2 separate regions of the Mus musculus genome follow, and region 1 is linked to region 2. A link is a loop called in an ENCODE intact Hi-C map of the cell type or tissue named here. Cell type or tissue: heart. All regions are shown on one strand. Each heading gives the region's core, and the rest is flanking DNA. Links, peaks and the distances in the headings are about the cores only.

Region 1 (16,606 bases), core at 5,122-13,121, 120 kb after region 2:
CATCAAAAGTTGTCTTACCTTCCTTCACACAGACTTAAAAAACCCAGATTCCTTTAATTTTAATATTTGCTTACTGGGATACACACACACATACACACACACACACACACACACACACACACACACACACACATATCAAATTGCCAAGGTCTCATATCTGATTACAATTCTTCAAGGACACAGACATTTGTGTTTGGTCAGATGCCTTTAGTGGGAGATGTATAACATCCAGTTTGGGACTACATGCCAGGCCAGCAGTTTCAACAAAGAAGTAATGAAAGAAGGAAACTAAGAGCCCAAGATCAGACACTCTGACAACACCCGAAGCCCAATGAGCAAACTCAATTTACATTCCTTGAGCATGTTTCACTTTCAGACAGTACACAAGGTCAAACTGCTAGCTGTCAGTTACAATAAGCTTCTAAACTCCTGGCCAATTACCTGGTTAATAACAAAAGACAGGGCTATGACATCATTACTGTTATAATTAATTTACACAGATCAGCTTCCTGTTAATCAAATACATCTTTAAAAGCACTTAATTATTTTTTTTTTCACCTACAAAGCAACATTTCAGTTTGGTTGCTGAAAAGCAATCTTGCTGAATTCCACATGAAAGGCTGTCAGGCTGCTGGGAGACAGGAAGGACAAAAGGCTTCACAGGGACTCATTGCTGCACTAGAGAGCGGCTGGCCCAGGCGCAGTAAACAGAAGCACAAGATGATGGATAACACAAGGATTCTTAACCGTTTCAGAACATAAAAGTTGTCAGGGGATGGGGGTGTTAACAGACAAGCTTAGGGGAAGAGGAATGGACCAATCCTCTCTGACAAAATTGTATCTAATGTTGGCAATATCAATGCACACCTGTACAGGGCAGTACAGTTAAGGGCATGGTCCTCAGCAGGAATTCCACAGCACACTGACCAACTGGCCTTGGGAAAACTGTCAGGCTTTCCCCTGTACCAGGATAACAGGCTCATTTGAGTTTGGAAGGACCAAGTGAGAGATCAATCACACAGCACACAACCATCATTTGAGAAGTGATGGTGGTTTATGCGCATAAACAAATAAATTGGGAGACCGTAAGAAAAACATTGGAAATACTTCTGAGTATTTTTATAAGATGGTGGTGACTAAGGTTTTCTAAGAATCCTATCCCACATTTTTAAACTGTTTCACGAGACTCAATTATACACATGCCTTTTAAACAGTATAGTACACGAAAGTGGAAGCAGAATTATCATTTTCTATTATTGTGCGTGTGCATAAAGGTGTTGGGGAGGAAGAGCACACAGCACAGTATTCATATAGACATTAAAGGACGACTTTATGCAGCTGGGTTTTCTCTCCACCTGGACATGGGCCCCCAGGACTGACCTCAGACTTTCATGGCGAACATCATTACCCATTGGGCCATCTCACCAGTCCCATAAATTACTTTTTAATTAAAATAAACTGTATAATAAAATCGCAAGCCACTCTTTGTTAAGGCTAGCCAGTACTGTGAGAATTTAATGACCCTTCCTTTATAGAGATTAAAAAAATTTTTTTTCATGATGTCAGCTAACAAAATTTCCCCTTCCTTTAAAAAGTGCTATTGGCTATTGGCTCAACACCAGTGATCAGACTATATTTACACATGAAAAGTGACTGAAAAATTGAAGCTACTAGATTTTGCATATAATCCTTAGTGTTGTTCCACAACTCTAGGTGAGTTCGCGCCAACCCCACTTCTGTCCTGTCAACACGCATGACTTTCGGGATCAATCATAAGCCAGTTCTGCCTCCCACAGAGCACAAGTTTTAGTGTAATGAGAACTCATTAAGTTCCCCTACTGACAGCAGGTTTTAAACCAGGGTGCCATGGGGACAAAATGCAAGCATACCGTGATCACGCCCTTCTAGAGGAGTTAAGGACTTCTACTCTCCTCTTTGCTCTAACCAGATCTCTTTGTCTATCCCAAGTCAGTAGGAAAGTGCTGCCCACCACTGCCACCCCTCATTTCATCTGTGCATGAACGAATGCTGAATTATTTATGGAACTGAATCAGCTCTGCACAAAAATTAAGTCAAGTGGGAAAAGCAGTCAAACTTCAAAGACGGGGTCTGCTCCTGCAAAGAACACAGGACATCTGTAAATTACCTGTGATTGGGACAGGTTGGAGATTTTTGCCTATCTAGCATAAATACCCCCATTCTTTCTCTAACAAGAATCTGTGGCCCACCCCATTTAGTGTGACCTCCAGGGAAAAGATGGGCTTTCAGTCAAAGGACAGCGAACTTGGAGTAACAACTCTGCCCTGGAACTCAGACCTGAATAGCGAGCCTAGAACTAATGAAATCGGGATTGATAAAACTGTCACTTGAAGGAGCTCATCAAGGTGGCCAAGACTACAGAAACCCAGAGAGCTTCCCTTCTCAATGACTGTTACTGAGGCATGGCCATTTGGATTTTCTATTGTATGTGTGCTCATCTGCATGGGTCCCAGTAAGCTTCTTGTCTTTAACTAAATTAAGTGGATCATATATATTAGATAGTTTTGCTTCTGTTTGCAAAGATGTCAACCCATAACACCATACATTTACAAAGGTGCTCACAAGCAGGTTTATTTCCAGCATCACTATCTCCTTTAGACTGAAAAAGCTCTAGCCCATAAGAGAACCAGAATATGGAGGTGCAATAGGTTGTATTGCAGGCATGGTGTGCTTAGAGACAGGGGAGCATAAGACAAGGATGCAAGCAAGAGCAACTTTTGCCGGAAGTTCTCTGAAATGTTCACGCTCATTGAGTACTGAAATGACAAGTGTATCTTAAAAGGAAAAAACAAAGGGTCCCACTTGTGTCTTTATTTATGTGTCTGTTTATACCACGGTAATGTTTTTAAAAGAATGTGTATTAGTAATTACACAAATGGTTTTCTACTGCATCTCTGTGTCTCTGTTCTTCATGGAAAATAAGTCTAGAATACACACATCAATGAAGTGTCACTGGATACAAAGGTCTACCTAGAACTTCATGGCAAGCATTGCACTCATCCACTAAAAAAAAAAAAGCCAAGAAAAAAACGGAACAAAGGGAGGGTCTGGCACTTTCTAGAGATTCACCTATTTAAGTCTCCTTTTACCCAATGCATTAAGGAAAACACTTCTCTAATCGTGGGGCAGTCAAGGTATGTGTCTGAAACTTCATGAAGAACATGACTGTATCAATCTATACTGTTTAACTGGCTAGTCCTTGCAGAAAGCTACAACCTCCAAAGGCAAAGCAATCAACAGCAGCATGGGCACATGAGGAACTGCTTCAAAACTGCACAGAACCATGCATGCATGCACAGGAAAGAGCAAAACAAGCTTTAAGGTTTCTATGGCAACCAGACACTAGGATAAGCATTGTCCTTAGGCAATGAGGGAGAAGGTGAAATGATTCCCCCACCCCACCCCTCAAAACAGCAGCAGCATCTCACAAAAAGTAAAGGATGGAAATTGAGAAGCCTAACAGGCCTCTTACTAGTATAAAATTAGCATACCTTGAAGGGAAGAAGAAAAGTTGTGGAAAAGAGACTATATGACCAGTATATAGCCTTTCTATAGTTACTTAAATTTGGAACAATTCATTCATTACAACACCCCAAAGTACAAAATCGCTGTTACCAGCAATATGAAAGGTGTCAAAGTTTGAGTGTTGCCCAAAATACTTTGTTGGGGGGCGGGGTGTGGAGGGCGGGAAGAGGAGGGACCAAACAGGATTATGCATAGCTCCAAAACACATGTACAGTACATATTACTTTTAAGACTGAGGTCACTATAATACGTATAGAACTTTCACTCATTGCTATCCTAATACTGTGACTCTGGATGAAAAGTATGCCACTTAGCACCATGAGGAACAGCTGAGGGTGCAGGATCCCTGAAGTTAGTCGGGAGGGGTCAAGCATGGCATGTTGCCTGGGACAGACCACATCCTCCGTCTTGCTGAACTCCTCTTTATCCACTAGACAAAGAAACTCACACTTACTTCCTAAGGCCGCGGAGGAGAATGGATAAAAGCGCATAGCACGTGAAAGCGTGTAGTACACCACTGAAATTCCGTTTTCATTTTCCCTTCCTGTCCATAACGTAATGAGACGTCTCCCAGTGGAACCGGACTTTATTGCTTTGTAATTATGATGTGCATGTAACAACGTCCAAGAAACTAGATGGTAAATAACACCGACATGCAAGCCTGAATGCACACTGTCAGTTGGCTATCATCTGGATCCCAAAGGGCGCTTGCACACTATCTATTGCATCCCAGAAATATGACACATTTGCTTTTCTGAATACAGCCAGAATTACCCACCAGCTTTGAAATATCATCACCATGATGCTGCAAGCAGCAGCTGCGTGATTGAAAGTAACTCCCCTCCCCCACTCTCCAGCTGTCCCCAGGAAAACCCTCTCAATGTGTGAAAATGACAGTATTACTACTACCACCACTAATAATAACAAGCTAACAAATGGTTAGATTTGAAATTATTTTTCTGAGGATCATTATTAAATTAACTTTAACCCCCCCACACACACACACAAATCTACTTCACCATATGAATGAAAACCAGATGCTATCATCCAACAAAAATCACTGTGGGTTGTATACATAAGTATCCTTCTTTTGTAGACTTTGTTCCTCTTCCTCAGTCACTTAAGAGACTGAACAAAAGTTGAAATCCTAAATAGCTTTAACAGTGGTACAGCTGCCACAGTGTCAGGGATTGTTAACAAGCTGTAGGGTTCGTTGTTGTTTTTCTGCACAGAATCCCGTTTCTATAAAATATGGGACAAACTGAAGACTGTATGTGTTTGGGAGCCTTATGTTTGGTTTTTAATCATCACCCAGGACTCTGTATGAGAACCCAGACATATGCTTAGCCCAGAGACAAAGCCAGCAACTCTGCAGGGCAGGGGATCCCCAGTATCTAGACTCCTACCATCACAGTTTTAGGTACAGCTCATGCTCCGAGCTCTGCCTCTGACAGTTAATCATACACAGGTCCTCAGAACCCCACTTCTCTGGACACATTCTGGACCAGGAACCTGTGTACTCCAATGTCACTGATCTTAAAGCCTCCCAGCTCTTGAACCTTCTGGGTAAATTTCTGCTTAACAAGCTCCAAGTTAAAACAAAATAAGTCAACAAAGAAACAAACAAAACCCTGAGAATCACTGCTTGGATGCAATAATGGCAACATTAAAGAACAGCAGTTAATGGTTTTTCACAATAAATTTAATGTATATGTACATAAGTATATAACTTTTAATGTTTGGTTCCCTACCCTCATATAATATACTACAAAGTAAACAAAAGTATGGTCTGCTATGAATGCCTTTATGCATATGCCATTCATACACTCACAGTTAAATGTAGAAGCATGAAAAAAAAAGTAAGAACTTTGACATTTTTAAAAAGTTGAACACACTTGTGTTCTATTGTAAAGCATATGTATTGAAAAAATTACTTCAGGGTTAATAACATTTTTATGCATTTATTTACAGAAGTATCTTCTATAACATAACAGCATCACATGACACAGCTGACTGTATCAAATGAAATTGGCCATAGGACAATCAAAGATAGTTTGAAGTTAATTATCTCTAATTTGGAAACTATAAAAACAACGTCTAGAAATCACTGATTATGAGAGAACTAGTGTTCTTCTGGCACGCTGAGCTGTAATTTTCTCCAGTGTTTGCTTTTTCCTCACAGATTAGGAAAGCTTTGGTTCAGCATCTCCATCGCTTAAAAAGCAGTGAACACGTCATAAAACAACCTAGTACATAAAAGATGGAAATTAGCCGGGCGTGGGGGAGCATGCCTTTAATCCCAGCACTTGAGAGGCAGGGACAGCCAAGGCTACTCAGAGAAACCCTGTCTCGAAAAAGAACCAAAAAAAGAAAAAAAACAAAACAAAAAACAACAACAACAAAAGATGGAAATTAACAGGGCAGTCAGAATTAAATGTTAAACATTATATCTTCCCCTTTCAAAAAGAGACATTACCTAACATATAATGTAGTAGTAACAGTTAACACAGCATCTCATTTAACTTAGGTAGCTTCTACTTTACAGGAGAAATTAAAACTGGAAGGAAGCTAATCTGTCTATGGGGCATAATCAATACACAGAGGGAGGAATTCAAGCAGGGCTTGCCTGACCCAGAACCACAGCTATCTATCTATCTTACACAGAAAATAATAAAACATTAGGAGTCTCTGAAAAACAATCGCTTCATGATGGGACAGTATCACTTTGGTGGTAAGGTTAACTATTATGGATAGAAACAGGTATCACAAGTGATATATTTACATGACAATTTATTGCCCATAATATTCTGGAGTCTCAGCATGGCCTTGGCACCAGTGCTCTTTAGTCAAAGCTATGTGTTACACAGGCCACCACTAGTCACTGACCCTTTTTAACACTGTAATGAGCCTAGACTCAAGAACAGTAGCTTCAGACCCCAAATGATTATTTCTTCCTCTAGGTGAACCGTTGGAGAAAGGAATAGTTCTTAGAAAATGTTCCATGTAGTAATTTGGAGAAATAAAATAAAAATCATCCCGTTGGGAGCCTGTCCACTTAACTGTGACCGTCCCCAATGGACATGAGCCCTTCTTTGCTAAGATGGAGCCATACCATATATAGGGACAAAAGCTAAGGACAGAAACAGCTTTTGGTGGCGGGGTGCTAGCCACCACTGTATGCTTCTTTGTAACTCTGGTCTGGCCTTTACCAAACTACAGGACAAACTTAGGTATAACTAAGTTGAAGAAACAAGAAGGGCAAAGACCTTTAAACCACCTTGGCACAATTTCTAATAGTTCATTTTCTAAAATACCACAATGTAAATAAAATTAGTGGCATAACGGACTGCTGTAACTTTCTCGCTTGATGTGGCTGTTTGCATAGGGTCTCATGATGTAGCTCTGACTGGACTCCAAACTTAGGATATCTCTTGCCTCAGCCTCCTGAGCATTGCTGTTACAGGTGTGAGACATCCATAACTATCCTGTATCTAAATTTTTACTATTCATAAGTAGTTGGGATAAAAGTCTTTGCAGCAGTCATAAAATCATGCACTCCAACTGCTCTCTAACCCTACACCTCGTCCTTCCTCCACGACCTGTGCGCTTTCTTCATGCAGGTCTAGTAACTTCTCTTGGAGTGTTTTGTATGGGTTATTGCTACCCACTTGTTTTCACATGTCAACACTTAGTACTATGAAGTCACAGTTAAATGATTCGGTCAAGATTCCAGATCTAGAAAATACCTCACCTTACTCTAACCTCATTATGTATAAAATTCCATAACGAGTGAGTACTTTTTACGCTGTTATTCGTCGAACTCAGTACCCGGAAGTGCTAGAATGGACCGAAAGGCTTGCTCAAAGGGGTATGACACTAAAATCTGTACTGCCAACAATTCCCTCAGAAGATGCTGTTGATGGAGAGCAAACCCAGGACCAAGGCAGGAGCACTTGCTCTCCTGGAATGTACCAGAACACTAGAAGATCCGAAGCAGAATCAGTAATAGAAGCAGGAAGAAGGTAAATGAGGTTAGGACGTTGGGATGAAAAGTAGAGGGGGAAAAAAAAAAAAAAACAAAAAACCTGGCACCATGCCCCCCCCCCCAAAGAAAACCTGGTGTCATGAAGCTACTGAAAGGGACTTTTATAAATGAGTCTGACAACTGAATCTTAACCGTGCAATAATTAGATATTACAGTTGTTATTGTTGTTGTTGTTGTTTTAAATAATGCCTGTTTTGGAAAAACGGAAAGGCATGTGTGAAAAGAGAAGAGGTGAAGTCCCTCGGGTGTATGTCTGTCCTCTATTCTGTGGTACAGACAGCCTTACAGAGGTTAGGATGGGTCTGTGTGTTTGAGACAGAAGTGGCCGCCCCCCCAACCACCTGCCACTGCAAGCTCTGTGCAAGCTGATGCAACTTCGCCTCAAACTTCCTGAAGTCGGAGGAACCTCGCAAAAGCCTATCCGGGCAGCCTAGATCTCCATGAGCCAGGGAAGCGGTACCGGTGCGACTGCCCCTGCGACCCCATCCCGGCCGGCCGGAGGGGAGAAGAAGACCCGGACCCGGCGGGCCGGCTCCTCCGCCCGGTCCCTAAGCAGCACTTCCGCCCAGCGGACCCTGGCTGGCCCCATAGCAGCGCTTCCGCCCGGCCCGCAGCGGCCCGGATCTCAGCCCCGGCCCCGCCATCCGTGGTCCCGGGAAGCCGCAACACACGCCGCACAAAAGCGATGCCATACACTCAGCTGAAGAGACGCGGAAACTCACTCTCTCTAAGACCCGCTTGCGTCCTCACGTACTCCCGCGCTCGTGCGTCACTACGTCTGGACGCCGAATCCGGAGACTCAACTTCCGGCACGGACGCCGATTCCGCAGGCTCCACTTCCGGCGGCCTAGGGAAAGGAGCGGCAGTCTGCGCATGCTCCGTGCTTCGTACTGCCTTTTCGGCTTCCTCTAGCTAATGCGTAGCGCTCATCCTATTCAACCCTTAGCAACAAGGGTGTCGGTGTGCTTTTACAGCCATAACTAACTAATAATCACTTACCACGCGCACAGCGCATGAGTCGCCTATGGCCAGCTCCCTCAAGGCCAAAGTTTCTTCCCGGTGCAGTGTAGTCTACCAAGTGGACGGTGGAGACAGTAGCTGTTCCCAATGGGCCTCAGGAGAGCTGCTTATCCCAGAAAGTAGGCCGGCGAAACAGGGCCACGGTGTACATTTCATTCCCCAAGCACAAACACGAGGCCACACTGCTTAGCCTGTTTACTGCTTTAAGGGCTCGTGAGAAAAGGTTTTTGTGACTTAGGTCGTTTGATGCAATTTTCTCCTTCTAACGTGGAACCAGTTTCATGGGCAGCTTCTTCTAAAGGCAATGCTGCATTTGTGTCCTACAAGAAAACGATGTTTGGTGTAATTATTTTTCTAGTAATTAGAGGAGAGCTCCACCTTTTCAAGGCATGAATTGGGTGCAGGTATATTTACCAAAAGGCTTAGTAGCCACGTCTAGTTAGCATATTAAAAACTTCCCAGTCCCCCAAAAGTTAATCTTCTATTGTATAACAGAAGAAATTCTCCTAAAAAATTTTCCCTTGTAGTTGGAATTTGAATGAAAATTTCCCACACTATTAGGAGATATAGATGAGAATTTCAAGTGACAAAATTCTTAGCAAATTCAAGAATGAATTCTTATAATTTAACCCCTTTCAGGTATAAAAAAAAGTGGGGGGGTATGTAAGTCCAAGACTGACATTGCGAAACTGCATTCCTGGAAATGGAACCCAAGTGAGTAGGGGGAACTAAATTGCATGTAGAAATATATCTCCTTAGGAAGAAAACATGAATGCAATTTCTCAAAAGGAGAGGTCTCTATTTGTTCTTCCCACCAATTCTATGCATCCATTCCATTAATATACTCTTGCTTTATATTCTCTGTCAGTCTACCCCTTTCTATACTTACACTGTTTTTGTTATTATCTTGTTTTTAAGTGCAGAAGTGACTTTAAAAGAGCCGCAAATCAAGTCTCAAATCAGTAATCTCAAAAAAAATGCAATTGTAAATAGACAGGGCTTAGGAATGTTCTTGGGGAGCAGGCTGTGATGGTGAACACTAATGACCCCACAGTTTGAAGGTAGAGACAGGAAGATTGGGAGTTCAAGGACAGCCTCAGCTATATAACTTCAAGACCAGCTTAGTCTATATGACATCCTGAATCATAAAAAGTAAAGAAAAAAAACATTTTAATCCTATTTTAAATATGAGTAAAATGTTTCATTGGCATATAAGAGGACAGAGAAAAACCATTTTTTTAATGACCTCACCAGACATAGGGGCAAACACCTGTAATCTCTCCACTTGGAAAATAGATGCAAGAATATCAGGAGTTCCCATTATCTGGGTAATAATTTCCTAGCCTAAACTTTAATAGAGGGACAGTCAGAATTCTTACATGTAAACAAAGCTTAAAATTACTAAAGACTCAAAGCCAGACTAAGTCCTCTAACGTTTTTGTAGAAAAGCAAGTCATTGTTACATTACCTTGTAAAAATTATAATTTTTAAGTTCTCAAAAGTATTTTACTTGTCAGCTAAGATATTATTATGCATATTCCATTTAGTATATGAAATATATTTATGGTGTGCAGTTTTAAATTGTATCTAACCCTTGAGGGACAAGCAACAATTCTTAGCCATTTGACTCAAATTAATGTTCATAAAATATGGTGCCTGTGTTGAAACTGGGGGTTTGGTTACCTCCTTTGAACATTTCATAACTGGGTGGAAACTAGCAGAAAGGCAGATAGACATTCCCACCTTCCAGAATCCACCCTGAAGGAGAAAAGATGCCAGACAACAACACAGTGTACCAAAAAACTGGATTATCCTGTAAAGGAGGAGTTTGTTGTTATCTCTCACAGCTTCTAATGAATCAAATATATTACACTCAAACTGTTTCAAAAGATGGGTTACGTTGATTAGAGATTGTCTATCATCCTTCTTATGGAACAGCTTTCAAATTAGATGATTCGGCTATGAGAACTATAACAGGGCAAAATTGGGCCAAGTGTCGTGATAAGATTATCAACACTTAATAGTAGACTACACACACACACACACACACACACACACACACCCGCACTAACCCTAAGAGACTTATAATGGCCATAGAAAATAGATGTTACAAAACTAAAAGGTTCGTAGTGAGGAAAAAAAGATTTCACTGTGATAAGATAGCCAAAACATTAAGAAGAGACAAGAACTGTAAATGTCTACATATCCAACAATATAACTCTAAGGTCATGAAGATAAAATTGGTAGCATTGGGAATTTAGGGTGTATCCAAATGTTAGAGTGCCTGCCTAGCAGGAACAAGGTTCCAGAGCTGCGCAGCGGGGTATGTCAGAGGAAATGAATTAAGAAGCACACAGCAAAAGTCTGATATTTAAATACTCTTAACAATGGGTAGGAAATTAGACTGAAAACCATTAAGTATATAGAAACTTCAAAAAAAAAATACTACCAAAATAGTAAGTGCAGACCACTCTACTTAATAACAGCAGAATTTATAGCTAATTTAAGATATCTGTTCTCCAGGATAGCCCCATATGGTGCATCATAAAACAAACGTGAATAAATTTAAAATTAACGGCATCATTCAGGGTATCCTCGATGGTGACAATAAAATTAAATTAGGAATCAACAAAAGAAATACATTTGGGAATTAAAAAATTTAGCCACTGAGTAATGCCTAAAAAGGCAAAGAGAATTAGAGAGCAGTTTTAACTGGACAAGAAGGAAATGCAGAGATGTCCCAGTTCCATTAAAGTGATGATGTTGACCCACATTAACAGTGCTGCTTTAAAGCAACATAGTGGGGAAATGTCCCAATAGCTTAGCTTTAGGAGTAGTTAAAATGAGCAACACACACACAGAGAACATAAAAGACGAATTAATACACATAAAAATGGAGGAAAATCAATAAAAATTAAAATCTGATTTTAAAAGATTCAATTTACCAAAAGGAAAAAGAAAACCACACTAAATGTCCCAAACGAGGCATGAAATGACTATATCACCCAACCCATTCTACAGGAATTTAGATGACAAGAAACTGCATAAATTTATGTTAATAAGGTAAGTGTTGTAAATAAACTAAACGAGGTCTTAGATTTAAACTGATAAAACTTGTTCAAGAAAAAAAAAAAGACTCCATTTTCTAGGATTGTTAGAGAGAGAGACAGAGACAGAGACAGAGACAGAAACAGAAGAAAAGGAAGGAAGGAAGGAGGGAGGGGAGGAGGAAGGAAGGAAGGAAGGAAGGAAGGAAGGAAGGAAGGAAGGAAGGAAGGAAGGAAGGAGGGAGGGAGGGGAGGAGGGGAGGAGGAGAAAGAGACAAAGAGGACAGAACAGAAAAGAAGAGAAGAAAACTATGACCTGGGTGACCTAAAATATCAGCTACACAACTGTTCAGTTTTAGAGGCTGCAAGTCCAGTATCAAAATGTTGGCTGGACCATGTTCACTCCCTGTGAAACCTGGAGGAAAAATTCTTACCCATTTCTAGCTTCTGGTACTTGCAGCAAACTTTAGTCTTCCTTGGTTTCACAGGAACACAGTATCTGTTTGTGTTAAGACATAGTGCTCCTCCAGAAATGTGTGTGTGTGTGTGTGTGTGTGTGTGTGTGTAAGGTGCTTTATCATAATAACTTGATACAGTATAAGAAAGAGCTACAAATAATATTCTTCATATACATATAAGCAAGATATTAGCAAAACAAATCCAACAATATACATAAGAACAGTATAAACATAAGTTTGCTTTCACTTAAAAAAATCAACATAAAACATGATCAATAGACTAAGAAAAAAATACTGAGAGAAATGCAGACAATTGTGGCTTGTAAATTTTAGAAGAAAGTTTGGGAGTATCCCCAAACTCTATTAACGTGTATGTGTGGGGAGATGGTGATAGTGGTGGTGTGTGATATTTGAATGTCTATGGAATTAAAGCCTTTATATTACGGGGATAATGGATGTTGTGTTAGCTGGGGCCAAGAAAATTAGCTGTGACTAATAGAAAATCATTGAGGTGCTATCTTCTGAGTAGTAGTTCCTCCCAGTCAGCACGTGGTAGCCATGTTCCAGGGAGCCAAGGATGCATCTCAGGCTAGCAGTTGATCTCAGTAATGTGTAAGAGTCTCCCACATATGGGTTTTATAGGCACATGCTGTTACTGAGTTTGGCTGAGGCTTGACTCCATATGGCAGGGAGAAGTTCCTGAAGAAAATTCAGGAGAGGCCATTGATAAAGATACAGGCTCAGTTGCCATGCAGAATGCAGGATACTGTTGTAACCTATCTTTCATTCTCCTGTAATAATTGTCATCTCAAAGGTTTATTGTCTCTCTCTGGGAGTCTACTTTTCATATATTTCTTTTTGTATTCTCACATTGGGAGAGAATACAAAAAGGCATTGGTCTTAGCAGTCTCTTTTATAAGTGTTAACAACCTCATTTATGAAAGCTCCTCTCCTATGACATAACCACCCTCCAGAAAGGCTGCACCTCCTAATAACGTTACCATAGGGAATTAGTGGACTGGACACAAAATTGCACTTAGTCTAACTTCAGAGGTCCCATTGTCATTATCCTATCACTGTTCAAAAATCCAAAGTTTCATTTGAGACTTGAGATGATGTCCTAACTTTAGGTCTCTGTATTGTCAACAAGTAACTCCCATACTTCCAATATACACAGAATAAATATTCATATTCCAAATGTGAAGAAGGGCTTAGCAAAGGCAGATTAGATTAAAGCAAGACAAATGTCTAGCGGGGAGACACTCTTCCTGGAGCTGCATGTCACATACCAGGAGCATGTGGTAACATGATCTGAACACAGAGTGGCCTGGACTAGACCCACCTCATGACTCTGCCTCCTGTAATACCCTCTCTCCAGAGCCGGCTTTCTTCGGTACCTATACTCTATATTTTTAGCATCTCTGACATCCCAGACTAAAGGAATCGGAAATTGAGATGTAAGGAGAGTGGGAAAGCTAGAGTGTATGTTTAAAAACAGATACTATTAAATTCTACTTGGGAAATAAGTGTCATTTAACAATGGAATCCAACTGATTAGCATGTTTTAGAAATTGTTATAATGGTCGTTTCTCTGAGTGTTATACAGAAATGTGTGCTTTAGGACTCATGGTTGTCCATTGTCTTGGATGAATATAGAAGTAAGAACCCATCACGGTTGAGTTATTTTTTACAACCAATGCAAAACATCTTATCAGAAATAAAGGATAGCCCAAACCACAAGTAGAACATTGCCTTTACAAGAAGACCCATGCTTGTTAATTATCCCAATGTGATTATGGACATTATTGTAATTGCATATCAATTTTCACTAATCAACTCAATTAATCTAATGGAGTGGAGGAGAACAGTGATAACAGTAAAATAATTTGTGCTACTCCACAGGTATTTTAACATACTTAACAATTTAATGTTTAAACTCCTTCTCATATATCAAGTGTTTCTTAATTTCCAATCATACCATAAACATTATTTCCTATATCGGGACATTAAACAAGGAAACATTTTATTCTCCCATCATGGATTACATTTCCCTTCTAGAGAGTCATCTCCTCCCATGATGGAAGATAAGCCTCATCCTCTCTGACCCAGTGTCCCCAGGGAATAATGGTCCAGCATAGAATCTGTTAATCAAAGGCTATCTCTGGGACTTTGACTGGGTGCTTTCTGGAGGTGACAGACAGTCAGAGTCACATTAACACCACTAGAGCTTCAGTGGAGAGCTTCAGATTCTGTGCCCACTTCCAATGCAGGGAAAATGGTGCTAGTAGAGCATCCAGGAGTCTCTAAGTTTTAACACAAAACTCGAACCTCTTCACTTGCTAAGACCTCCAGATTCAGACTATTTCCTTACAGCTCAGTGTTATTTTAGCAGTCTTAAAACTCTTTCTTTTACTCACTGGACACTCTGTAAGATCTTCTGTGATTATCAGTATGACCTCCACTGTACAATTAAGATCATGAATTTAGAGCTTTTGTTGAAGTGGTAGGAGCTCGATTAAAGGGGGAACAAGTTAATTATTTTCATTGTTTATTACCTCCAATTTTAAGTGCCTGCTATATGCCAAGCACCAAATGTAAATAGCATTTTATAAATAAGGAGATAGATGATCCGATAAGACTAGCTTGTGTGGTTTTCTCCTTCTGACTATTAAATGTCTAGTCCTGGATGACATTGGATTGTATCAACCAAAACACCAGTTACTGTGTTTTAATCAGGTGCCTGTTTCCACAGTTTTGTTTCATTGTCTAAGGTGCAAATAGGACAAATATACTTACTAGCTGAATTATTTTCTGAATTATTTTCAATAATTTTTTTCTACATTTTTTCCATTTTAGGACTTTTTTTTTCTCTAACCACTGTGCTGCAAAACCTTCAACTGTACTTTACCACATCATCATCTCCAACTTCAGTTTAGAGACATCCCACTGTTCTTCACATTCCCAGAGTTCCTATTTCTTTGCAATAATAAATCTTACCCACCACATTTTAATAATCATTGCTTTAAAAATGTTTGCATTTAAGCCACCGCTTCTATTTTTATATCAACGGAATCCCCAGGCTTCCTCCCACAGTGAGAAATTTTGACTTCAACTGCCGAGTTGCTTGTTTCATGTTCCATTGGCAAGCTCAAAGAAAGTGTCCTAAACCAGGTTGCTAAAATCTGGCAGAATGTGTCATGAACACTAAAGGCTGTATGAGAAAGAAATTCAGATGATACGTTCTTGAGACAGGAAGAGCTATGCATGTGCCTTCTGGGAAAAGTGTGTAAGTGGAACTTGCATCGAAATCTAAAGAGTTGGGCAGTGTTTGCACTAATCAACGCTGCAGGGTTTTAGCTTTTCTGCTAAGATGTTGTCTGAAAGTGAGTTTAAGGCCTCTTCTAGGCAATTGTGAACATATCCAAACACAAATGTATCACTACCATTGTTTGCTAATAGATAAAAATCCCTTCAGAGCGGTCTTTCCTTCACAGTTTAATCTGATGTCCCTGGAATAATTAAATTGGGCTAGTGAAATGGCTCCATGGTGTGCTCCAGGATTTTGTGAATGGGAGAAGTTCAGAGCAATCACCTGTGTTCTTTGGCAGAAGAAACATATAAGCGGCAGTATGTAAAGTGTTCTGTGGTTTGTTTTGACCAACAATGATAAAGTGGGAGAAGAGAAGAAGAGAAAAATAAAAGTGAGAGAGAAATGACTAGTGGCAGATATATACACACACATATCGCACACACATATACATACATACATATTTTAAAAGAACTATTTTTTAAAGAAAAAATATTATTCTTGCTTCCAAAGGTAAATGTAATGCATTATTCTATCCTTAGGTTATCCACATTCAGCTGCCTTGGGACTCAGTTATCAGAAAATGTAGACAACTGCTCCATAGTCAACATCCAAGTACCCAATAGAATATAAACTAGAACTTTGAAAATGAAATGCAGATCGACTCTATTTTAGACCATTTAGGACACTGTAACTAAATATCATAGCCTAGGCAGTTCTGTGGCAGCAGAAACTTATCAATAATGTTGCTGTAAGCTGGGAATTCCAAGATCAAGGTCCCAGCAGACCTGATGTCTGGTGAGAAAAAGCTCTCCGCATTATCCATGATACCCACTTTCTGTTCCCTCATTTAGAAGGTCAGAAGCAGCAGCAAAAGACCCTCCCTCTGGCCTTTATTATGAGGGCACTGGTTCTATTCATAAGGTTCCACTCTCATGGCCAGGTGCAGTCTCTGAGACCAACACATTCTGTATTGGCTTTCAGCATTGTGTCTTTTGGGAGCACACACATATTTATCCTTTGATTTAAGCTGCTGACATCACTTATTTTTTATGCATAAAAGAGCAAGGCTCCTAACAAAATTAACTCCTATTAAGAAGTAGCCAATAACCTTAAATTTAATTAACTGAATGGATACAATATAATTCAAACAAGCAACAACAAA
Region 2 (16,606 bases), core at 4,175-12,174:
TCAGTCTTTGACAGCGCACTGCACATGGAAAAGGACCCAGAATGAGCTGTGGGAGAATCGGGAGCAGCTTCAACGTGGCAGAGCTGCCACCAGGCCATAGGCCACAAACCAGAGCAAGTGGGAAGTTCTTCAAGGAAACCAGTGTTCTCTGTTGTATTTCTATGGGAGGATCCATAATTGCCTTTGGGAGGACTAATGTTTTCATGACAGAAAGAAGAAGCAAAGAGTTAGCGGGCAGAGGATGAGGGTTCCACAGGTGCAGTGCCCTCCCCTCCCCTCCCCTCCCCTCCCCTTCCCTCTCCCCCTCTCTCTAGACTCATTTGCAGGGCATTCAAGGATAACCAAGGCTTAGCCAACAGAAGAAATGTCACACACTGACTAGAGAACTCCCAACCCTATCCACTCAGAGGTATGAAAGTCACTCCATTTATTTATAGAGCCCTTTCAAGGGCTCGTGTTTCACTCAGCTTTTGTTCCCAATCTTGTCATTCCAGTTCCACTGATGGGCCAATTAAAAGACAGTGACATGTTAGCAAGACAACTCAGGTCACTTGGCCAGTACAGATGGGAGCCATGCTGGAGCCAAAGTTTTCTGACCTCTTACAACCTACCCAACTGCCATCACTTCTGAACCACTGAACCCCATGCCTTCTCACCATGTCTGACCTGCTTCCCTTCATGGATATGTGGACGCACTGCTATGTGAACACAGAGGAACAGGGAGTCCAGTCTAAGCCCACAACACTCATAAGCCCTAGTTAATATCAAAGACACAGGTCTAAAATACCACCTCGTGTTTCATTAAGTTCCAATACAAACCAGAGTAGTTTGGTTCTATAAGAACACCACAGTGCTATAGTTCCTATCAGCACTACAGTATCAACTCAGGCCTCACGTTCTGTGTAGTTTTAAAAGTCCTTCAAACTCAATTTCTGGTAACTACCCTCCTATCTGAATTACTTATTTCAGGATCCACACACTGTTCCACTCCTGACAATATTTAGTTTTTAAAGCAGCTTTCAAATGTAAATAAATCTCTGATATTCTAAGAGGAATTTTAAGTCAGGTGTTACTTATCCATCTGCTGCTTGCTGTGTGTGCTGCGGGTCAGCACGGTGCCGGGACAAGGCTCTGGTCCACTCTGCCATCCAGTCCCTTCCTTTGCATTGATTTTTAAGCACGATTCTGTGGTTTCCAACCACCTACATAATCTACTACTGTTCTCTCTGTTCAGGGACCTGCGGGCATGTCTCAAAGCATCTCAGTCTCTGGTATAAGCTCACATTTCTTAGGGATAAGCACAGGGCCTGGGCTTGCTTCATATGGGTGGAAGACGTCTCCAGTTTCATAAAGGGAACTTGCTAGTGGAGATTCAGAGCTGGTTGCCTGGGTCTGTCTGGGATTCATGGACATGCCCCACCTAAGACACTTCATGAAGCAGGCCCTGGTTGGTTCCTGTATGAGGGGAGCTGCTGACCAAGGGGGCTGTTGGCCTTCCACTGCTCTGGAATATAACAGGCCGACAAGATCCTTTCTCTTTCATATCAATACAGTAATCATACAGCTGTTCTCAACATGAGGGCCGTGAACTGCATATCAGATATCCTGCATATCAGTTTGCTCCATTACAATACCAGTAGCAAACGTACAGTTAAGGAAGTAGTAACAAAGTCATCTATGGATGGAGCCACCACGATGTGAGGATCCGTGTTAAAGGCCACACTGGGAAGGTTGATGATTTATAGCTACAGAAGCTTCCCTTATGTTGGTCTTAGTTTCCCAGTTTATGAAATGGGATGGTGAGGGTGGCTTCCTTGGGAGACTTCTCAGAGCAATGGACGGTGCATATACATTACTTAACAGCATGTAATAACCGCTTGTCAAATCCCTGATACCATCAGGAATCATACATAATGTCTGTGTTTGAAGAGAACTGATGCCATACACAAAATAAAATCTCAAGATTAGTTAACTTTAAATAATTAAAAACCATATTAACTTATCCTTTGTGCATCGATGTCTTGCCTGCATACATGCCCGTGTATGAGTGGGGTACCTCTAGAACTGCAGTTACAGATAGTTGTGAGTTGCCATGTGGGTGTTGGGAATTGAACCTGGGTCCTCTGGACAAGTAGCTAGTACTCTAACCACTGAGACATCTGTCCATCCTCAATTAGTAACTTCTTAATGAAAGAGTCCAGTTGTGTTTGGGAGTGCTTGTAGCAGTGATTTGTAGATGTATGGAGCTATTAGCTAGTAAACTTTGCTTTCTAAGAAATGAATAGCAAGAGGTAACTAACATACATCACTGAGCAGTACATTTTTGGAAGATGGAGGAGCCTTGGGGCTGTTGGGAAAGTCCAAGTGTCCTGTATGGACCTTTCTTCCATTTAGTTAAATCACACATTGACCATTTATAGGCCCGAATGAAATGGTCCGGCTCTGAAGAGCCTGGCAAAGAATATTAGTATTTATGAGACTCACCCCATGTCCCTGTAAATGGAGGTCAGACCCCAATCTTACTCAGAGAAAGAGTAGGCATGCTTCAAAGAGCCTCAGGAACACTGCTCAGTTTAAGATGACTTCGCTAGATTACAGCACCAGTAGTGAGTTCATACAATTTATTGATCTGTGGTTCTTGATGGAAAAATTTCAGTTTTCTACCCTTATGTATAATGCAGTAACCTGTCTATTTTATGGCTAAAGGAAGGGAAGCAATTTTCTCCGGATCAAAATTGCTGAAGAGGCTTGTGAGTTGACTGCCATTCCCCTACTAGTCACCACTGGTGTAAACAGGGGTGTTTAGTTTGCTGGAGTGCACAGATCTGCACATGAGCCAAGCACTCACGCCATTCAAATTATACTACTGTGAAGTCACGGGATGGGATCATATCTTTTCCTTAAATTGGAGGGCTGGACGGGGGGGGGGGGATGTAAGGGGGGGAACTAAATAAACTGCTGGCAGTCTGTGGTTTATCTGTTGAGAAACTATAGCATGAATTTCTTTGCTCTCTTTCAAGAACGTTACTTTATTAGAATTGCAAAGGCTCCTGAAAGGCCAGGTGCGAAGTCATTTACTTAAAAAGACCAGAAAGGTCTGCATGAACCCCCCACTCCAACAGTTTAGAAAGATGATCTTTGAGGGGGGGTAGGTGCTTAGGTACAACTTTACTTTTGGGGTTGTTAATTATCATATGATCTCTGTCAAAACGGCCAGTAGTCCACCTAAAACCATGTGACTTTCATACATATGTATATTTCATGATGGCTTGAAAGAAGGGTAACAGATGGTCACAACTTCAACACTGAGATTTCCATCTTGCCAAACAACCAATCAAGGCAGCCAACTGTAAACCTCATTCGGCACTTGGGATCTCAGAGTTAACAGCTCTGAGATGGGGCAGCATGACTCTGCTATTATATAGTTCTCTTCCCATCAGATGGTTGACGTGGTGGCCATTTGACACAAGTGACTTGACTTGGGAACAACAGGCAAGAAAGCTACTGAGTAAACTGTCAGGTGTATGACGGTTATTGTTTTTTTTTTAACTAAAGATTCAGCATATAGTTTAACTCAGCTACATGCCCACCTAAGCATTAACATCGTTCTTTTGGGAGTATACGACTTGATCAATTTTTATGAACTGAGTATGTGAAACTAAATACATAGGAAGAAACACAAATGTCCAGAGCTCAGAAGCTCCCATCCCTTCCTCCTAGAAGGGCATGTGGCTTCCTCTCTTGTTTTATCAAGTTTAAAATACTCTGATCTCTTCATCCTCGGGTCCTCACAGCCATGTTCTTTCCTTTAAAGCCTCTGGGTTGCCTAGGAGTCTTCGCCTCCCTACCTCGTCTCTAGCTTCTCTTCCCTTCCTCCTGTCTTGTATTTCTGTGCCAATTTCAAACACACGGGTTCATTTTCACCCACGGCATCCACAAAGGAATTCATAAAATGCAGTCCGAGGGGCTTCATTCTTTACATTTGTGACAGTCATCCACATTGTTCTGTGTGGTCTTGGTCCTACATCTTTTACAGGTGAAGAATTGAGACAGTAGGATTTTATGTGACTTACCAAAGACACAAGGCTCACACCTCTTTCCCTCTTGGTGCCCCAGGCATGTGCTAGTTCCTCAGTTAACACCATGATCTAAAAAGGAGGATGCCATTGTCTTATTGGCAGCTAAGGTACTGGATCTGTTTGAAAGCAGTGGGGACCCTAAGATTCCCCACAAATGCCAGATTTTATTCAGGACTCCTGAATGTACCTCCTGAAGTTAATATCCCCTTTGAGAAAGATTAAGGCACAACACTACCCAGCCCGCATAGGTAGTTCACCATGGTTTCTGAAAGCACTGAGTACTTCTGACTTCCTATAGAAACATGGAGGAACAAGAAGGAAGCGGCTGACTGAAAGCTTAACAACAAAGTTCCATTCTCTCAAGGACTCACTACAACAAGAGAGATTTATTTTAAGTGAATGGTTAAAGATTTTAATGTAAAACATACAAGGTAAAAATCTTTAGAAACTCTGTCTTAAATCTCATCAAACTTTTATCCCTTTAGTGGTTTACTGTGAAGAGTTTCAGTGAATTTGAGAGTGGCTTGTAAAGGCTTTAGGAGCTTCTAAAGTAGCTTCCACCTGTAACGAGATGGTCTGTGTTAGCCATCCGGAGGTGCCTTGCTTTATCCAGTCATGTAAACTGAATCTGGAGGCTCAAAGAGACTGCTTGCGCCCAGGAAGACCTTTTCTTCTTCTGTTCTTTTGGACTTTTCGTTTTTATTACTGGAAATCATTTAGGGACATTCATTGGACAAATACATACAGTCTCCTAGAAAACCAGCCATAGACCCAAGGACAGAAGCCATGTTGTGTCCTTCACTCTGAGTGGCTAATACACAGGAGGCTATGGAGACAGAGAAATGGATACACATCTTCAGACATGGGTGTGAGGCTGTAAGTAAGAATGGAAAATAGAAACTTAAAGGTAAAATAGAGAATTCAGCTTTGTGCTGTGGGTCTATGAGGAGTAAAACATAAGAAACACACCCCGCCAATGCCGGAGGATGAACGCCCTTTAGCATTCTAAAGTCCAGTCCTCTCAAGATGCTGTGGGGTTGGGCTTGGCTGCGGTCACGGCCTCTCCTGATGTTCAGAAGGGTCCAGAGCAGATGAGAGGGAGCACAGGAGTTTGGCTGCTCTCCATTGCTTGCTAGGCTGCCTTTGCTCAAGTCCTAGAGGCCCCTGAGAATTTCCTGATGCCTGATCCAGACTTCTCAGGTATTCAAGGCCTCCGTTTATTCTGACATCTGCCTGGAAGGGACAGGGACTTTCCACTGTCTGTTTAGAGCTGGTTTTCTTAAAGGTAGGTCTCCGGTATGATGGGTGAGGGCAGGCAGTGAAGTTCTAGTGGTCTCAGGGCCTAGAGGGGAGGTCTCATTCTTAATTCCTGCCCCCTGATCTTGGAACTGTATCCAACGAAGACATTTCATTTTCACTATCAAGGAAGAGGATAGTTGCAGGGTGTAATCCAGAGTATAGTAAACTGAGTTAAAAATATGTAATAACATTAGGTCCTTCTGAGACACAGTGAAGCTGGGCCCTGCTGCTGCCTACCTCCTGCTATGTCCTTCATCTTCAAAGCATGGTGGTGGTTTTAGCAGCCCTGGACCTAGGCACAGCAGTTTCCAACCAAGAGGGACCAGTTAGCCAGTGGAGGCAGACTCAAGCTGAGAACCGAGCCATTCAACAACATCTGTAATGCAAGAGTTCTGAACAAAGCTAGATGGTCTTAGGCATGGCATGGGCTTGCTATGACTCTACCAGGAGCTTACTCTGGACCTCATCCTCTTCCTGTATAACTGTGAGGGCTATCCCAGCCTTGTGCTCCTTCCACACTGAGGTTCATGTGCCCATCACTGGTTTCCAGTGAGTGTTCAGGGCTGGCAGGCCTCCCTGGATAGCACAAATTTGTCCTGTCTGCTACCTGCAGCCGGGGTTGCCTCTCTGAAGAGTGGTGCTTGGTTCTGACTTTTGGTGGCTGGACATGAAACTACCATGCTGTGCTCTTTGGCAGTGTCCTCTAACTCATTTGGTCTCATTCAGTGCCCTGCTCCAACACTCTGTAAACATTTACAATTACTTTATATTTTTTTATTGGGATATTTGGTTAACACTGCCAAAGGTAATAGAAAATTCAATTCTTATGACGTTAATGTTATATTATTAAGATAATTTGTCAATACTAAGAATCAACCATCAAAATATTACCAAGAACTCAATTCCAGACTACATTTGGATTCTGCCAATTTTCCTAAGGTTTTGTTCCATGGACCAATCCAAGGGATTACAGTCCACTTAGTTTCTTGGTTTGTGGGAGTTTCTTAGTCATTCCTTTTTTTTCCTATGACCTTGACTGCCTGGCTAGACACCCAATAGATATTAGGTTTGCTTGATTAGACAGAAATTCCAAGTTTCAACAAAGGAAATTAAAAAGCCACAGAAATAAAGCGTAGTCTGTGTACACATCAAAGACATATGTCACTAACAGGACGGACCACTTGTGAGGCCAAACCCTAAGGACTGTTTGCCAAGTACAATTCTCCATTGTACATTTTGTTAGGATTTTATTTTTATGTTTTATTTATGTGTATGTATGTGTGTCTGTCTGTGATTATCTGCACACATGTGCAGATGTCTGTAGAGGCCAGATGAGGGTGCTGGCTATGCTGAAGCTGGGGTCACACGGGGTTCTGCAGTGCCCAAGATGGGTGCCGGGAATTGAATTCTGGTCCTCTGCAAGCAGCAAACACCCATAAATGCTGAGCTGTACCTCCAGCCCCATTGTAAAAGCTTCGTTTGAGTTCCAAGAGGATATAGCTTTGACCTTTGCCTCTACCAGTGCCCTGGGTAAGCTGGAAGTGGGCAGCCAGGGCACTTCACACGAGACTTGCCATCTAGCTACCCACGCCTGGGGATGAGCAGCGGTGGAGCCACATAGAGCCTTCACTGAGCTCCATCTCTGATGTCCCAGTGTGGTCACTCCTTCCTGCTCTCTGCATGGGACTCACCAGGGAACTTGGTTAAGAGATGAATTTAGGGTTGGTAGGGCTGCCAGTAAGCCCATACACTTAATGTTTACTGCGTTCCTGTATGGCTATGAATGTGAAGTACTCTAGCCATTGAGACCAAACATCTTTGTACTGAAAAGAGCCAGTCGGTTTCTCTCAGTGCTTACAGTTGCCAGCAGGTGGAGGCAGAGGCCTACAACACGGTGTCTGTAGACGAAAACTAGGACACATTCCAGTCAGCAAAGCATTCCACTTTGTAAGCAGAATCAGGGTCATTTTGAACCAGATGGGCTCTACAGAAGACGCTGCACAGAACATTAGGGAGTTGTTTACTGTCTAGATGGTCTGCGGGTCATCTGCCAGCACCTAGCAGGTTCTGTGTCACATCACAATTCTTCCCCAGGAAAGACTCACAAGGTCCTGGGAGAGAGGACACAGGGGTTTCATATCAGTTCCAAAGTCAGAATTCATTTTTGCTCATGTGCACATGCCTTGTGCTTACTGCTCCAGTCCGTAGCCCCCTTACAACTCTAACTCCAAGTCAGAAAGATGAAACTATGTAATGTGCGGTGACTGTCAAGACTGAAGGCTGTAAGGACTGCAACAGTGCAGGATGTCTAACAGTGAAGGATGCCTAAGTGCAGTGGTTCCTGCTAACTTGCACAGCCGCTCCGACCTGTAGCAGTTACCGTTCTCACCGCTGTAACCGCATTACTGGCAGAAACGATTTAAGGGAAGGTTCATTTTGCTCCGGGCTTCAGAGTTCGGTGCAGGGCTGCTTGGCACCACATGCATGGGTAAGAACATGGTAGCAACAGGAGTATGAGGCAGAGGACCTTTCCTCCTGCTGGACAGGAAGCAGAATAGGGCAAAACAGGAAGGGGCCAGGTCAGGACATAATTTCCAAAGACACACTCCGGGGACCTACTTCCTTCAACCAAGGTGCACCTCATACTTTTTTAGTACCTTGTAACACTGCAGTCATATTATAACTTCCGCAGTCCTAGTTTAGATCCACCAAGGGATTAAACCACTCAGTTATGCAGCACACACACAGGTGTGTTATACTAATGTGGAAATTTCCTTGGCTAAAACTGATCTTTATTTCTGTGCATCTGTGTGAGGCTTTGTGAGTGTATGTGCACCTCTTGCATGCGGGGCATTCTCCAGAAACAGGCATTGGATTGCCTGGGCCTGGAGTTACATGTGGTTGTGAGTCACCCTGTGAGTGCTGGGAACTGAACCTGGGTCCTCGGCTAGAGCAGTAGGCATTCCTAATGGCTGAGCCATCCCTCCAGCCCCAGATCTAGGATTTTCTTAATTTAAACACGTTCACAATCAAGGTTCGCTGTCACACCTCTCTCTGTGTATCCTTTCTCGGACCTCCTACCTGGTCTGGTCCCAATCCTTGTCCTAATCCAGAGGGATGTCAGACAGAAGGAGAGGAGGAAGAGAGAGCAGGTTAGACTGAGTTGCTCAGCTCTCACTGTGGCAAGGCCTGATACCGTGGTAGTTCAGGGAATGGACAGCTGTGTAAGGACAGTCAGAATGTGGCCTGACTTTTTTTTTTTTTTTCCTTTGCAAAGAACTGGACTGACCAGAACTTCAGAGCAGAGTATTCCATGAGTTTTAGAAATCTACAAAGCCCCTTTCACACAATGGTTTTTGCCAGGAGAATTCATTGGCTTAACCTGCGATCTCAAGTAGCTGCGGATGTCCTGCCTGTTGGTGCAAGTTCAAGGCATCTGCCCTGGACCAGATGCCTGTCCCTTCCCCCAGTCCAAATGATGACACCCTAATCTTTACTGTGGTGTATTTTCAGGTGAAGGCTTTTGTAGGTTGTTAGAGGAAGCCTCTACAACGGGGCTCGTGCCCTTGTAAGGGGCTGAGGCCAGAGCTTGTTGTCTGCCATAGGCACAATGGGGATGTTATCATCCTAGGCAGGGGACCACACCAGAGTCCAGTCACCCTAGCTCTTGGAACTCAAATAAGGGAAGCTAGGAAGCCACAGACTTTGGAAATACAGCTCGGTCTATTAATGAATTTTATGAATTTGCCAGGACCCTAGATTTCTTGACACATTTAGGAGCAAGAAACAGACTGACAGATGAGATGTCATGTATATGTATATGTATGCTCTTAAAAGCCTTAAATACTCAACACTAAACATTCTTCGAAGACCACAAGCCTGGGCAGTGTATAACTACATGTCCAGATGTATTGATATCAATGCATAATTATGGAGATAACCCCTGACCTGGGAAATTGTCCCTGACAGTCTTACTGGACCAGAGAAGCAGGGCTGTTGTTCAAATCCATCATTAAAGCTAAAAACCCTCTGGGCATTCATCTCTTTCAGGTGGAACCCTGGCCACGACAGTGACATAGTCAATCACAGGGCTGGGCCAATGGCTCTCAGCAAGGACAGTCCAAGGTAGATCCACAAGAAAGAAAGCAGCTTCCACCTTAGGGCCTCATTCTTTGCTGGGCCAAAGCAGCAAAGAAAGAAGAGCAAAAAAGACACTCGGTTAGGAGGCTGAAAACCAGCCAAAGAGGCACTCTGGAGACAGTGTGATGTCCACAACTTTGAAGTGGTAAGACCTGGCAGACAACTTGGAAGTGAGGACGACCCACGCCTGTGTGGATAAGCTATGAGATGAGTAGCCTGAGAGGCCTTCGGGAGAAGCACACAAGCAAGCAGAAGCCTTAGTCCTTGGTCCCTAGAGCTCTGCCTTTCTGTGCAGGTCAGTCAGCCCAGAACCGTGATGGTTAAAGCCAGTTCTATGATGTCATAAACCATCCTAGAAGGAGCACGTGCTTCTGCGTGCGATGGCGTTGAACCTAACCCTGAGTCTAATTCCCACTTTCTGTGTGGCCTTCTAGATGGAATAAACTCATTCTTACCCAGAATTCTGACCTGGTGTATGATAAGACTTGTGCATCTGTGTGCATCTCTATGTATACACGCATGTTCTTGCACGTACTTGGGTCTGCATGCGTGCATTCTACATGTGTATGTGCGTTAGCACACATAAGAAGAGGCTGCCCTGAGACTAAAGCATAGCACATTCAACAGACAAATCCTCCCAGGGGTTTCCCAGTGGCTCTTATGTGCTCTTAAGATAGCCTGCTTCTAATTGCCTCAGACTGGGGAGAATTCATCTCAAAAGTTATTTTGAGATGTTCTGTAGTATTGAGATTTGACAGCAAACAATGCTACTGAGTTACTCCTAAACACCTACTCATTATTATCAGAAAAGTACAGTGTACATTATGAACAGAAAGGAAAAAAAAAAAAAAAAAACAGACCTTAAGATTCTAGACAGCTGAAGATCTAGATAAAGGGATGGTAAATTACCCCCTAAGCATTTTTGGAAACGTGTGTGGATTTGGAAAGGTGTGTCCTACAGAAGGTTAGTACTGGGAGGCCTCCCTACAGTTTCAAGGAGAAAAAAGGAAGATTTGATAAAGTTTGTGAGGTGTCACTGTGCATGCTTAGCCCCAGGGGAAGCAGAGGTTACAGGCCAGCCTTGGTTACACAGCAAGCCCCAGGTGTGCCCCAGCAAGCCACACAGTGGGTGTGGAGGCACAGCTGAGTTTGAGCACCGGCTTTCCCTTTATGTTTGCCCTCAGACGACTTTTTGGTGCTGGTCCTTGGCTTACTTATTTGTACAATGAAGAAATCTAGGGAACGCACAAGGGCATTCTGAAGGCCAAGTGAATTAAAGGAGTCTAGCACCCAACCTGTTTCTCTGATAATTCCCTTCCATGGGCGCTCTCCTTCTGCTCTCTCCCCTCCCTCCCTCTCTCTCTCCTCCACCATCCACTCAGTCACACAAGCCAAGGCACACCCTTGATACACCTTCTACCTCAGCATCTTTCTATCCTACCCGCCACCAAAGCTTGGTGATTTTAACAAGTGGTCTCACAGCCCCCGTGCAGCATCAGGTTTCAGCCCACTGTTCTTCTGTTGCTTTCAAACCAGGAGCACAAGGCTCTTGCCTGAACTTCCCTCACTTGGACCAGTGGCTCAACAAAATGTTACTAAAAAGCAGAACGTGAGGAGGGTGCATAGAGAACATACAGAGAACATTTGAGATAAAAAAGAAAAGCAAGAAGGCCAGGCAAGGTGGTAAACACCTTTAATCCCGGTACTTGGGAGGCAGGCAGATCTGGGGCAGCCTGGACTATGTAACCAAGTTCTAGGCCAGCCATGGTGACATAGTGAGACCTTTATTCAAGAAAGAAAGCACAAGCAGACAAGAACAAAATTGATGGGTTTGTTGCTGCAAATGCAACAATTTCCAAGCGTTTCCTTGGATCTGAAGAGAGCCAGTAAGGGCATTTGACTTGGCTAAGGGCCCACACCTGATTTCAAGATAACTCTCCCAGGGTACAAAGACTAAGGGCAGTTAAGCCCCAGTGAGGAGAGCTGCCAACATGACTGATCTAAATGGAATGTGAGCCTATGAGTCATTTGTAGCTTTAAATACTATAGAGAAAAGAATTTGTAAAACATGCCCAAACAGCCTGGCTTTGATGTGGTGAACTCTTTCAAAACCACATTGTTCAAATTTATGCTAAAATGCAAAGCCCTCATGTTTACAATGGTGTTATTGGAGGAACATGGCAAAAAAAAAAAAAGTACCACTGTTCAATTTAAAGGCAAGACTTAAAACTTCAGAGCAATGGGGTGCTTCCCAGTACTAATTCCGAGCTGTTAAAGCCCAAGAGGCTAGCAGTGAATGCTCTTGCAGCATCTTGGCCTGATTGGGGAGTGGCTCTTTATATATTTTTGATCTTGTTAATTATGCCGTAGGGCTAGGGTAATGTCTCAAGGGTCACCATTGCCCCTGGGGCAGGCTACAAATGACACATAATGCAATGCTCTGTACCTGATGCTGTGAGCCTGGCTAGCCTTTCCAATACAAAACACCCACGCCAGAGTGATTTTATTATAAAAGACAGAAGGGCACTCTTTGGGATTATAAACATCTGAAAACAACATTGTCATGGATTGCACTCAGCTATTTTGGATACACAGGGGCCGGGTACAGCTGAAGAACCTAGCAAATGCACTGCCATGCTTGTATGCAGGAGGAGGAGGCAGAGGCAATCATGGCGGCGAGATCACACCGAGTGCAGAAGAAAATGAACAGTCAGCTGCAGGCAGAGTCCAGACACCAGAGGTGCAAGTCCCAGCAACAGTCCTTGACCCCTGTAGCTCAGTTACCTTGTTCTGAATGCAAAGGTACATAACTTTATAACCACAAAGAGCCAGGAGCCAGACTTGACACAGCCTGATTGTTCCAGGACCCACCCCCGCCCCCCACCATGTCTCCTACCAAGCACCAGGTCTCCCACTGTGACCTTTTTTGATATATCTTAGAGAAAGAGACAGATCTTCAAGAAGACAGGTAGGGTCCTTAGTGTGGGATAGAATCATGAGGGCAGAATCATGGATGAGGATTAGCACCACCTTCATGCCTCAGTGCCCGGGGGCTTACATGCTAGATGCCTGTGATGGATCCGACCTTGTCCTTTAGCCACTAGTACTGATAGCCACACCTTGGCACAAGTGGATAGTTCTTCCCATTCCCTTCCCTTCCAAATGAGACAACAACCCAATGTGTGAATCCAGCTGGCTGTTTTCCTTCCTCTTACACAAATGGAGAGAGTACGTGGGAAACAGTTTTGAACTCCAGAGAGCGTGTCAGTGTCCAATACAGCATACATGGACAAAGACGGAAAGGCAGAAGGGAGTATGATACGGACAAGGGTCATAAATCTTGATAATTTATTAAAACGGTCACAGTACTGGACACTGTTCCTTTAATGCTGCTGCATGTCAAAGCAGCTCAAGCTAGCTTGTGTTGGATCAAGAAAGGCACTGAGTAGGCATGGCCATTTTTCCCTGTCTGGGGTACCTACTATCAGGGGTGGGGGATGGCACCTCTAGGTCTAAGTGTATCCAGGGGATACAGATGAGGTTAGAGACAGGGGATCTGCAAGACGATGAACAACGGCTCTAATCACACTCCATAAAGAGAACACCATCCAAAGCTCTACGACCCGTGCAATATTAAGATGCATCTACAGTGTTTGGAGCTCATTGAAGCAGAGGGGCCACCCAGGCTCCCCTTTGTCTTACAGATGCTTAAGCAGAGGCAGAAGTTAAGAACACAGCTAGCTCTGACAGTGTCTGAAGTGAAACCAGCTCCCTGGCTTCAGTGCCTGTAGTGGCTATTCCTGGTTGTCAACTTGACAATATTTGGAATGAACTACAATCCGGAATTGGAAGGCTCACCAGTGACCCTTATCTGGAGGCTTGGAGATCCTTATCTGGATCTTGGTTTGAAGATCTTGAGCCATAGTGGCTATGGATTCCAGAAGATTGAATCTCCGAGTTAAGGAACACACCTTTAATCTGGGCTACACCTTTTGCTGGAGACAATATAAGGACATTGGAAGAAGGGAGTCTAGCTCGAGCTCTTGCTCCTTCGCCTGCTTGCTGCGTGAGACTGAGTAACTGCTAGATCCTTGGACTTCCATTCACAGCTGCGACTGAACAATTGTTGGGAATTGGGCTGCCGACTGTAAGTCATCAATAAATTCCTTTACTATTTAGAAATTATCCATAAGTTCTGTGACTCTAGAGAACCCTGACTAATACAGAAGTTGGTACCAGGAGTGGTTCTAGAGTAACAGAAGTACAAGGATGAATCTTTTAAAATTCTGGAATTGGCTTGTTGATCCACCAGCACTTTCAACTATTGAAACCTCTCCAGATTCTCTCCCTCCTGGGAGCTCAGAGAATTTTGAAGACCCATGGTTGAAACTATATTCCGAACTTAAAGAAGCTAATGCCCTTGATTTTCTTAATGAATTAGGTGATTCAGTGCACAAAGCTTTCTACAAGATGGGGAAAAAATCGAAAAATGATTTTACTGGCTGGCTGCTCTTAGTATCTGTGGAAAAAATGATGAATGAAAGGAAGGAGTTGTGTGATAAAATCGAAAGGCTCCAGACACAAGTAAACGATCTAAAAGTTGCTAAGTGTGTCCTTGAGGAGAATCTTCTCTCTTGTAGCAATAGAGCTCAAGTTGCAGAAAATCAAACAGAAACTCTCATTGTAAGGTTGGCTGAACTACAGCGAAAATTCAAGTCTCAGCCTCAGAGTGTGTCGACAGTTAAAGTAAGGGCTCTAATTGGCAAAGAATGGGATCCTACAACATGGGATGGGGATGTGTGGGAAGACCATGTTGAAGCTGAGAATTTTGAATCCTCAGATTCTCAAGGGTTTGCCCCACCTGAGGAAGTAGTACCCTCAGCCCCACCTCTTGAAATAATGCCTTCCCCACATGAGGAAATTAATTTTGCAGAGTCTGCTCACGGCCCACCAATAGTTTCTTCTAGACCTGTAACCAGACTCAAAGCAAAACAGGCTCCTAGAGGGGAGGTAGAAAGTGTAGTCCATGAGGAAATTCGCTACACTACTAAGGAGCTTAATGAGTTTGCTAATTCATTCAAGCAGAAACCTGGTGAATATGTGTGGGAATGGATTTTAAGGGTGTGGGATAAGGGTGGAAGGAACATAAAACTAGAGCAGGCTGAGTTTATTGACATGGGTCCTCTGAGTAGAGATTCTAGGTTTAATACGGAAGCTCGCATAGTTAAAAAAGGTGTCAAAAGTTTGTTTGAATGGTTGGCTGAGGTGTTTATCAAAAGATGGCCTACTGGAAATGACTTGGAGATGCCTGATATTCCATGGCTTAGTGTTGATGAAGGGATTTTAAGACTTAGGGAAATTGCAATGCTAGAGTGGATATATTGTGTAAAGCATAATTGTCCACAATGGGAAGGTCCAGAAGATATGCCTTTCACCAGCTCTATAAGACGCAAATTGGTGAGAGGGGCACCAGCACATTTGAAGGGTTTTGTTCTTTCCCTTTTCCTTGTGCCAGATCTTAGCATTGGAGATGCTTCTGCTCAATTAGATGAATTAAATTCACTGGGTTTAGTTGGATTCCGAGGTAACAAGGGCCAGGTGGCAGCATTGAATCGCCCGAGACAAGGTGATTCTAGTTATTATAATGGACAGCGTAGACAAAAGAATGTTTATAATAACATACCCAGTAATGGTCAGCACAGGAGAGGTGAAATTTATAATGGCATGACTCGGTTGGACCTTTGGTACTGGCTAACCAATCATGGTGTTTCCAGGAATGAAATACATAGGAAGCCTACTGCATATTTGTTTGATCTGTATAAGCAGAAAAATTCTCAAACAAATGAAAGAAAGGCTACATTAGATCGTGGTAAACAGCCAAATGAAAGAAAGGCTACATTAGATCGTGGTAAACAGCAATCTCGGCCAGTGAATCAATTTCCAGACTTGAGACAGTTTGCAGATCCAGAACCCCTTGAATGAAGGGGTGGCCAGGTTCCACTGAGGAAGGATCTTGATAAGACACTCAAAGGTTTTGCTGTTACCCTTTCTCCAGTTCTTCCCCAGAGGGACCTACGGCCTTTTACAAGGGTAACTGTACACTGGGGAAAAGGAAATAATCAGACTTTTCGGGGTCTGCTGGATACTGGTTCTGAGTTGACACTGATCCCAGGGGATCCCAAGAAACATTGTGGCCCTCCAGTTAAAGTAGGGGCTTATGGAGGGCAGGTGATTAATGGAGTTTTGACTGATGTCCGACTCACAGTAGGTCCAGTAGGTCCCCGGACACATCCTGTGGTGATTTCCCCAGTTCCAGAATGTATAATTGGGATAGATATACTCAGAAATTGGCAGAATTCTCATATTGGTTCCCTGAACTGTAGAGTGAGGGCTATTATGGTTGGAAAGGCCAAATGGAAGCCTTTAGAGTTGCCTCTGCCAAAGAAAATAGTGAATCAAAAACAGTATCGTATTCCTGGAGGAATTGCAGAAATTACTGCCACTATCAAGGACTTGAAAGATGCAGGGGTGGTGGTTCCCACCACATCTCCATTTAACTCTCCTATCTGGCCAGTGCAGAAAACAGATGGATCATGGAGAATGACAGTTGATTACCGAAAACTAAATCAGGTAGTAACTCCAATTGCAGCTGCTGTACCAGATGTAGTTTCCTTACTTGAGCAAATTAACACATCTCCTGGCACCTGGTATGCGGCTATTGATCTGGCAAATGCCTTCTTCTCAGTACCTGTCCATAAGGACCACCAGAAGCAATTTGCTTTCAGTTGGCAAGGCCAACAGTATACCTTCACAGTTTTGCCTCAAGGATATATTAACTCTCCTGCCCTGTGTCATAATTTAGTTAGAAGGGATCTTGATCGTTTGGATCTTCCACAAAATATCACATTGGTGCACTATATTGATGACATTATGCTGATTGGACCAAGTGAGCAGGAAGTAGCAACCACTTTGGACTCATTGGTAACACATATGCGTATCAGAGGATGGGAAATAAATCCAACCAAAATTCAAGGACCATCTACCTCAGTGAAATTCTTAGGAGTCCAGTGGTGTGGGGCATGCAGAGA

Evidence for each region. A loop is a pair of places that touch in the nucleus more often than their neighbours do. Peaks named below come from ENCODE experiments on the same cell type or tissue, not always from the same donor. Only the 100,000 strongest peaks of a DNase experiment are listed, where the experiment ranks them.
Region 1: a loop joins it to region 2, with 2.3 times the contacts of the local background. A loop is called at or near these places in 12 of 42 quality-filtered maps.

The regions. Positions count from the first base shown.
Region 1 is chr1:82,308,374-82,324,979 of GRCm38, reverse strand. It overlaps Rhbdd1 (rhomboid domain containing 1), which reads right to left and starts at 8,401. Exons shown (of 7, transcript NM_029777.3): 1 at 8,332-8,401. In heart, for the core only: no CTCF peak of the experiment used is centred there; a DNase peak (open chromatin) is centred at 8,429; H3K4me3 peaks cover 1,691 bases; H3K27ac peaks cover 1,314 bases; H3K27me3 peaks cover 347 bases.
Region 2 is chr1:82,424,196-82,440,801 of GRCm38, reverse strand. The region is part of intron 6 of Rhbdd1 (rhomboid domain containing 1); the gene reads right to left. Among named protein-coding and RNA genes, the nearest start is that of Gm46095, 61 kb to the right of the region's middle. In heart, for the core only: a CTCF peak has its summit at 7,239 (motif pointing right); no DNase peak of the experiment used is centred there; H3K27ac peaks cover 633 bases; H3K27me3 peaks cover 612 bases.